Linked DNA regions of Homo sapiens: regions 2 and 3 are each linked to region 1. The links are chromatin loops, found by intact Hi-C in ENCODE. Cell type or tissue: GM12878. All regions are shown on one strand. Region 1 overlaps POT1-AS1 (POT1 antisense RNA 1). Region 2 has its middle 520 kb from the start of LINC02830. Region 3 overlaps LOC101928283 (a long non-coding RNA gene).

Region 1 (2,500 bases):
CAGAACCAATAATATATAAGATATAAACAATATATAAGGTCACAATATATATTATTAGTTCTGTCTCTCTGAAGAACCCTAATAAAACATCTTCTTCAAGAAGTCCCACCTCATCTTCTTATATTTATGGAAGTTTAATTGTAAAAATAGCCCCAATTCTCTACCTTTTTCTCTGTCCACATCTTTCGTCCTGTGACTTTTCAGCTTCTTCCTTCATGAGGTAGAGAATTTGGCCATCCAAACCTCAGCCTCAATAACCTTGCCCACTTCCTCATACTCTTTCTTGGAAGAGAACCAGTCCAGGATGGATTAGCTGAAGGTTGAGAGAACATGCGAATCAGAGACAAGATGACCCAAATGAAATAGTCCTAAAGAATCCTGTTCCCAGCAATAGAAATGCGTTCTGCCAAGACTAGGTCACCAAATCAAGGACTGGTAAGCAAAAACATCTATTGCTGTATGTCACTGAATGTTTTAGTTGTTTGTTAGACAGCATTATCCTGACAATAGATAATTGGCCATTCTCTACGTAATATAAGAAACTGAGCACATCTTTAATGAAAGGACTGAGGATGAAGACTTGAAAAACATCAAAAGAAAAAAAAATAAAACAACAAGTTACCATTTGAGCACTTACTAAGTACCAAATAGTAAGCTAAATAATGTAGATACAATACCCCCCCACACACATATGTAATCCCATTTAATTTTTTAAAAAAATCTTTAGAGAAACTGATCAGAAGAAAACAAAGCTGAGGGAATTTAAGTAACATCTAACTTATCACTGTGATTTGTGCTCAGTTTTATCTGACTCCAAAGTTTTGTTTCAACTCCTCAGAGTTACTGTCTTTCAATACAGATTTATTCATAACTTGAAAAGCCTCTGCATTTCTTAACTATAACTTGATTAACAGATAGTTTGGTCAATGACTTAGATATAGTTTCTAGAGTAATCATGAATTATTACCCCAAACTGGTTTTGGCTTCATCTGTTAGAAACTAGGAATCAAAACTAGTCTAGATAAAATAAATAAGACACTTTCTAATAATAATATATCCATTTAGAAATAATTAACAAACTAGTAAATTCTAAAGAAATTTCAAATCACATATACAATCTGAGGACAATTGAGAACTAACTTATTTAATTAGTAATACTAGAAGGAATGGGTCGAATTAAGGGAAGGGATATTTCATTGTTCTGTTTTCAGAGTCTTTAGAGAGCAAATTCTCTTTTCTAAAAGCCTAGTGTAATATAATTTTGTAGAAATTATTCGATGAGATAAAAAATAATGTAAACAGTTGTCAAAAAAACGAATGTACTTCTTTTTCGAAAAGATTATCTTGAAATTTTATGGGCATAGGAATATTACTATGCAGTGTTCCTAGGAGAATTCGTGTCCAATTTAAAGGAAAATTGTCATCAGCTTTACTGAATAAAATTTCCCCGTGCTGCTTACTCCCCAAAGAAAAGGAGAAGTCTGTTTTTCTGTTCTAGAAGCTGCCAGTCATGCTGCAGTGAACATGAGCCATCATATGAGTCACTTTCTTTCAGCCCTAATCTCTTTTCACAGTGACAAATGAATCACAGAAATCAATCTCAACTCTGACTCTAAAAAATTTTCTGAGGGATTTTTATCTGAAGAGAGTCAAGACAGGCAACCTAAAATTTCACTTTAGGAGACAAACAAAATGAGTGTGAGCTCAAGCTTGGAGCCAGGTGTGTCTTGAAAGGGTTTTGGAGTTCTGTTTGGCATAGTGGAGAGTGCTCAGGCTCTGGAGACAGAATGGATCTAAATCCAAATCCTGTCCCATGGCCTATTAGCTGTGTGAGTGGGTAGATTAGTCAACCTCTGCAGGATTTAGTTTCTTCATTTATCAAAAAGTAAGGATAATAGTATCTACATGGTAAGATTTTTATCAGTCTTAAACAGCATATTTAGGCTTTTCTTAAAAAAACATTCTAACAAAAGCATTGATCAGAAATCAAACAGGCACTAATCCATCCCACAATTATTTTACATTATATTACTTAGTTCTATAAAATGTGGGGTTTTTTTTTTTTTGCTACTGCTTGCCTGAATATGTTGATTCAATCTCACTAATTAAGTGGCTATTTCTCAAAAGCATTGCTTTCTATTTACTTTTAAAAGCCTCCTTTAGTTCTGAATACTTTACAGATATTCTGCCCATAGAAGGAACTCAATAAACATAATGAGTAACGATCCAGCTATGTACTATAAAGAAAAGACTGTGCAGCCATAAAAAAGTATGAGTTCGTGTCCTTTGCAGGGACATGGATGAAGCTGGAAACCATCGTTATCAGCAAACTAACACAGGAACAGAAAACCAAACACCACATGTTCTCACTCATAAGTGGGAGCTGCACAATGAGAACATATGGACAAAAGGAGGGGAACATCACACACCAGGGCCTGCCAGGGAGGTGGAGGGCAAGGGGAGGGAGAGCATTAGGACAAATACCTAATGTATGCGGGGC
Region 2 (2,500 bases), 610 kb before region 1:
TTATTAGGGGAAGATATGGCATGTTTCAAATTGAAAAACAATTAATACTTTTCCTGATTATAAGTTCCTCAATATATGTTGAGGATGGGAAATAACACCAAGTGAGTACATACATATATAATTACATGTCTATGTTTCTTTACTATACCCGTAAATCTGATTTGGGAGGTATTTTCCTCATGGTCAAACATGTCTTCTATAAACAGAGACAGTTTTATGTCCTTTTCCTTATCTTCACACCTTCTATTTATTTTTATTGTCTTATTCCACTAGTTAAGATCACCATATGATGTTCCATAGATATAGTAACAGAAGACATCTTGCCCATTTTCATTTTTAGGGGTAATTATCTAGCTTCTCATAATGAAGCATGATAAGGGCTGAAGGTTTTTGCAGATATTCTCTATCAAGCTGAGGAAGTTTACTCTATTCCAAGTTTGCTGAAGTTTTTAATCATGAATGGCTGTCAAATTTTGTCAAATGCTTTTTCTGCCTCAATTTAATATAACTATGTAATTTCATTTCTGTATTCTGTTGATGTGGTGGATTACACTGAATTTTTAAAAATTGAGCCATCCTCACATACTCATAACAAATATCCCACTTTGTAATGATATATATATATTAATACTTTTTTAGTTTGATTTGCTGTTATTTTTATTGTTTTTATGTAAAATTAATTTATACTGTAGTAATAAATAACTGATAGAACTATACTTTTTGTTGCTATTAGAAACAGAATTTCATTTTAAATTATTGTCATTAATTAATACTGCCTTATAAATGAAAGTGGATTTTATATATTGATCCAGCAAAATTCCTTAACTACCTAAAATTGATTGTGCTTTTCTATGTATCTGGGCATATCACTTATGAAAAATAATGATATTGTAAGTTATTTTTTTAAATCCATTTAACTCTTCTTTTTGTCATATTATAGTATATAAAGTGGATTTTCTGGTCATACATTGTCCAGAAATAATAATGATGAGCTTTCCTATATTGTTCTTGATCATAAATGAAAAAATTCCAATAACTAAAATATTTAATGACTTAAATTTTTATTTTGACTTCTGATTATGCAAGTATTGTGAATATAGCATAGATTTGAGAATAAATGTCAAAATTGTGATCATCCTACAGGGGTATCTCAAGAAAATAAAGAAAAAATTTTAACAAAAAATTGTACAAGATTACCATTGAGGAAAGTTTAAAACTTTATTAATGTTATTACAGAAGACCAGCCATATTTATGTATTTTTATGATTTATAAATGATGGCTCATATTTGGCTAAATTAAATCTTTGGGAATTCAGAGGAAAATGGATTAGGAATCCTAACTCCAGAGAAAATTTGTACTTACTTATTCCACACACCAGGGGGCAATAGCAACCTTGAATCATGTTAAGTTTTAGGCCTGTTTTTTGTTGTTGCTTTTTATCTTTCAAGAGAATAAACCACAAAATCAGTAAGAACAGTCCTATGGTGACAAAAGTCTCAAAGGACACTGATATTTTCCATGAGCAGGTGAACTAAATATTTTTTCACTGGGATATTTGCAGGACGGCAGATATGTCTACATGTACCCTGTCAATAAGGGTATGTGTCTACATGTACCCTTGAGTGTCCCATATATAAGAAAGTGTTTCTTTACAGTCCAAGCATGCTTAAGTGTAAATAAAGTCTAATATTCTAATCCTCAGTGGTTATCATTCTCTCAAAGGGTGATGTAGCAATCGTTTCGAACATGTTCTTATTGTTATGCTTTATACTTCAATTAAGCTTTAAGTACAACCTCTCTGTATTCTCTAATTGACTTATGACTGACATTCTCCTTGCAATCTACATCAAAAATAAATGTTTATTGAATAGTAACTATATGTAGTATATACCAGGTAAATTGGAATAAAACACATAATATGCAAGATGCAAATACTGACTGCTCATCTATAGTTATAATCTATTAAGTATTATAAACTGCTAGTGTCAAAATAAATATTACAAAGCCATACATCAAAAGATGCATATTGAGAATAAATGTATCTAATAGTATATACAAGTACAGTAGGAAAAAGTGAAGTTATAATCAAAGTATAATTTAATGAATTAGGAACAAATATCTAGTGACACAATAGATCAAATTTGTTTTGAAAGAAGGCAATGAATGTAAGTTGCTTTCTTAGAAAAATAAAGTAAAAGTAAATATTTTCCAGGAACCTCACTCATACACAAGTTGTTTGTAAAGATGTTATTTACCCGATACCTCCAACTAGTGTAAAGATGCCAGGTAGCTCACAGAAGGGATTCTGCTTTAGTCTATTGCTTTCTTAAAATACTTTGCTATATTTGTTTTACCATATTACCTCATTTGCGGGGCTCTGTGATTATTTACTTCTGAAATTACTTCAAACATATGAACACAAAAAATGATTGATTTAAAACATGAAATTTGGCAAGTGATTACACATAATGTGCTCTAATTACTTGCAATGAAGCTTTT
Region 3 (2,500 bases), 250 kb before region 1:
AAGCTGCTCTCCTATAATGCTGTTTTCTTTTTCTTTTTTAATTCTTGATTTCTTTGTACTAATTCTACGCACTTTACTCAGATACCTGAAGCACATAGCAGATGGAATAACTTAGTGAGATGCCAAAAAATTGTTTTTAAATATAAAATTTAAAAGACAGCATTATAGACTCAATATGAGAAATGTTACTGAGGAGATGCTAGGTCATCAAATCTCTGTATAATCTAGTTGCAAGGGTAAAAAAACAATACTGGCATTTAAAAATAACAAAACTTTCTACATATTCTGGCCATTCTTTCTATATTCATATGTAAGACCACCTCTTATTACATCTCGTTCTGGCTGAAGTAAAATAGTCATTTTTCTGCAGGACAGATCAAGAAATGCTGTTCAAGAATGAAGGCCTGGAATAGGGGACCCCAAGAGCTTGCTTGATATTCTACCCTGCTGTACCCAAGCTGCTACATAAGGTGCAAGACAAAGTACCCTTTTCCTTGTCCTCTGCTTTTCTCAAGCAGAAAGAGTCTTTCCTCATAGCCACCACAACTGTGATTGTTCCAGGTCTCACCTGAAGCCAGCAGGTCTCAGAGTCTCACTCAAAGCCCACAGTGTACTACCCAGGTATTACTGCTGGTTATTCAGGGCCCAAGGAATCTTTAGTAAGCATTTAATAAATCCTGCAAGAACTGGGTCCTTTCCTTCAAGGCAGCAGATTCCCTTCTGGCCCAGAGTGTGTGTCATCCAGAAGCTATGGCCTGTAATCGGGGCCTCATAACCATGCCCAGTGCCCTATCTTACTGTGGCTGAGCTGGTATCCAAGACGCAAGATGCAAGACAAAGTCCTCTTTACTCTTTCCTCCCCTCTTCTTAAGGACAAGGAAAGTGTCACTTTCATTGCTGTGAGCTTCACTACCTGAGACTGGGGGAAGGGTGATGCAAGCGCTGCCTTTTCTCCTCCACATGGTGTCTCACTAGGCCACATGTCCCCCAGCTCTACTGGCTTTGAGACCAGCACTGCACTGAGACTTGCCTAGGAGTTGCAGTCCTTATGTCATACCCTGCCTCTTACAGTTATTTACCACACCAGAGCACTTCAGTCTGCAGTGGTGAGGGTTGCTGAAACTCAAGTTCTGATCACTGGCTAGGGCTGATCTAAATGCTCACTCCAAGCATGGCATTGGCTAAATTCAGTTCAGTTTTGCTTTCTTCGTGACAGGCAGCACTGGGTTCAATGCAAAGTCCCAAAATCTCTGTACTCTCCCTCCCTCAAGCAGATTCTCTCTTCACACCATGCCATTGCCAGGGAATGGGCAACGGGTGACACTGGTGATTCAAGACTGTCTTTCCTACCCTCTTCAGTGCCTCTTTTAGCAATATGAACTTAAAACCAGGTACTGTAATTGCTCACCTGATTTTGGATCTTATGAAGATGTTTTTGTGTGTGTGTAGATAGTTGTTAAATTTTAAGTTCCTGTGGGGGATGATGATCAGTGGGTGCTTCTATTCAGCCATCTTGCCCTGCCCCTTCATGGCTGCTTTTCCTCTTCATGCCACTTTTGCCCTTGGGATTCTTAGCAATTGTTACTACGGGGAAAAGACTGAGAAGTGATGTAAAGGACCTTTGCTAAAAGATGAAAAATGCCAGCAGAACTCAAAGCAGTCTCTGAAAAACTCAGAGCCAAATATTAAATTTGGGACTGCCAAGGTATCCAGCACTTAAAGAACTGAGATGCCCAAGAAAGAGTAACAGGGAAGTGAAACATACACTTCATCCCGGTTTTTCCCTTCTGACATTTGCCAAAGATAAGAGACTGATAGACCAAGGAGAAAATATCTGAAATGCAGAGGAGAGATTTAGGGTAGCTCACAGTATGGGGACACAAAATCACCGAATAGGAGAGATGCTATAGAAAGTCCATAATGTACATTTGCAACTAATGGGGGTGATAGGGACTACAAGATAGGAGTAAAGTTGTGTCCGGAATTGGTTCCTTCTGGTGGGTTCTTGGTCTCGCTGACTTCAAGAATGAAGCCGCAGACCCTCGCAGTGAGTGTTATAGTTCTTAAAGATGGTGTGTCCGGAGTTTGTTCCTTCCGATGTTCAGATGTGTCTGGAGTTTCTTCCTTTCGGTGGGTTTGTGGTCTCGCTTGACTTCAGGAGTGAAGCCACAGACCTTCGCAGTGAGTGTTACAGCTCTTAAAGGTGGTGTGTCCAGAGTTTTTCATTCCTCCCAGTGGGCTCGTGGGCTCGCTGACTTCAGGAGTGAAGCTGCAGACCTTCTCAGTGAGTGTTACAGTTCTTGAAAGTGGCGCATCCAGAGTTGTTCATTCCTCCCAGTGGGTTCGTGGTCTTGCTGGCTTCAGGAGTGAAGCTGCAGACCTTCGCGGTAAGTGTTCCAGCTCATAAAGGTAGTGCAGACCCAAAGAGTGAGCAGCAGCAAGATTTATTGTGAAGAATGAAAGAACAAAGCTTCCACAGCATGGAAGGGGACCCAGTGGG

What was found. A loop is a pair of places that touch in the nucleus more often than their neighbours do. Peaks named below come from ENCODE experiments on the same cell type or tissue, not always from the same donor. Only the 100,000 strongest peaks of a DNase experiment are listed, where the experiment ranks them.
Region 2: a loop joins it to region 1, with 10 times the contacts of the local background. A loop is called at or near these places in 51 of 110 quality-filtered maps.
Region 3: it touches region 1 in a loop (9-fold over the local background); 14 of 110 quality-filtered maps call a loop at or near these places.

The regions. Positions count from the first base shown.
Region 1 is chr7:125,061,263-125,063,762 of GRCh38, reverse strand. The region is part of intron 3 of POT1-AS1 (POT1 antisense RNA 1); the gene reads right to left. Among named protein-coding and RNA genes, the nearest start is that of LINC02830, 91 kb to the left of the region's middle. In GM12878, no CTCF peak of the experiment used is centred here; a DNase peak (open chromatin) is centred at 1,551.
Region 2 is chr7:125,670,050-125,672,549 of GRCh38, reverse strand. No RefSeq gene overlaps it. Among named protein-coding and RNA genes, the nearest start is that of LINC02830, 520 kb to the right of the region's middle. In GM12878, a CTCF peak has its summit at 1,375 (motif pointing right); no DNase peak of the experiment used is centred here.
Region 3 is chr7:125,315,147-125,317,646 of GRCh38, reverse strand. All of the region lies in intron 3 of LOC101928283 (a long non-coding RNA gene), which reads right to left. Among named protein-coding and RNA genes, the nearest start is that of LINC02830, 160 kb to the right of the region's middle. In GM12878, a CTCF peak has its summit at 964; no DNase peak of the experiment used is centred here.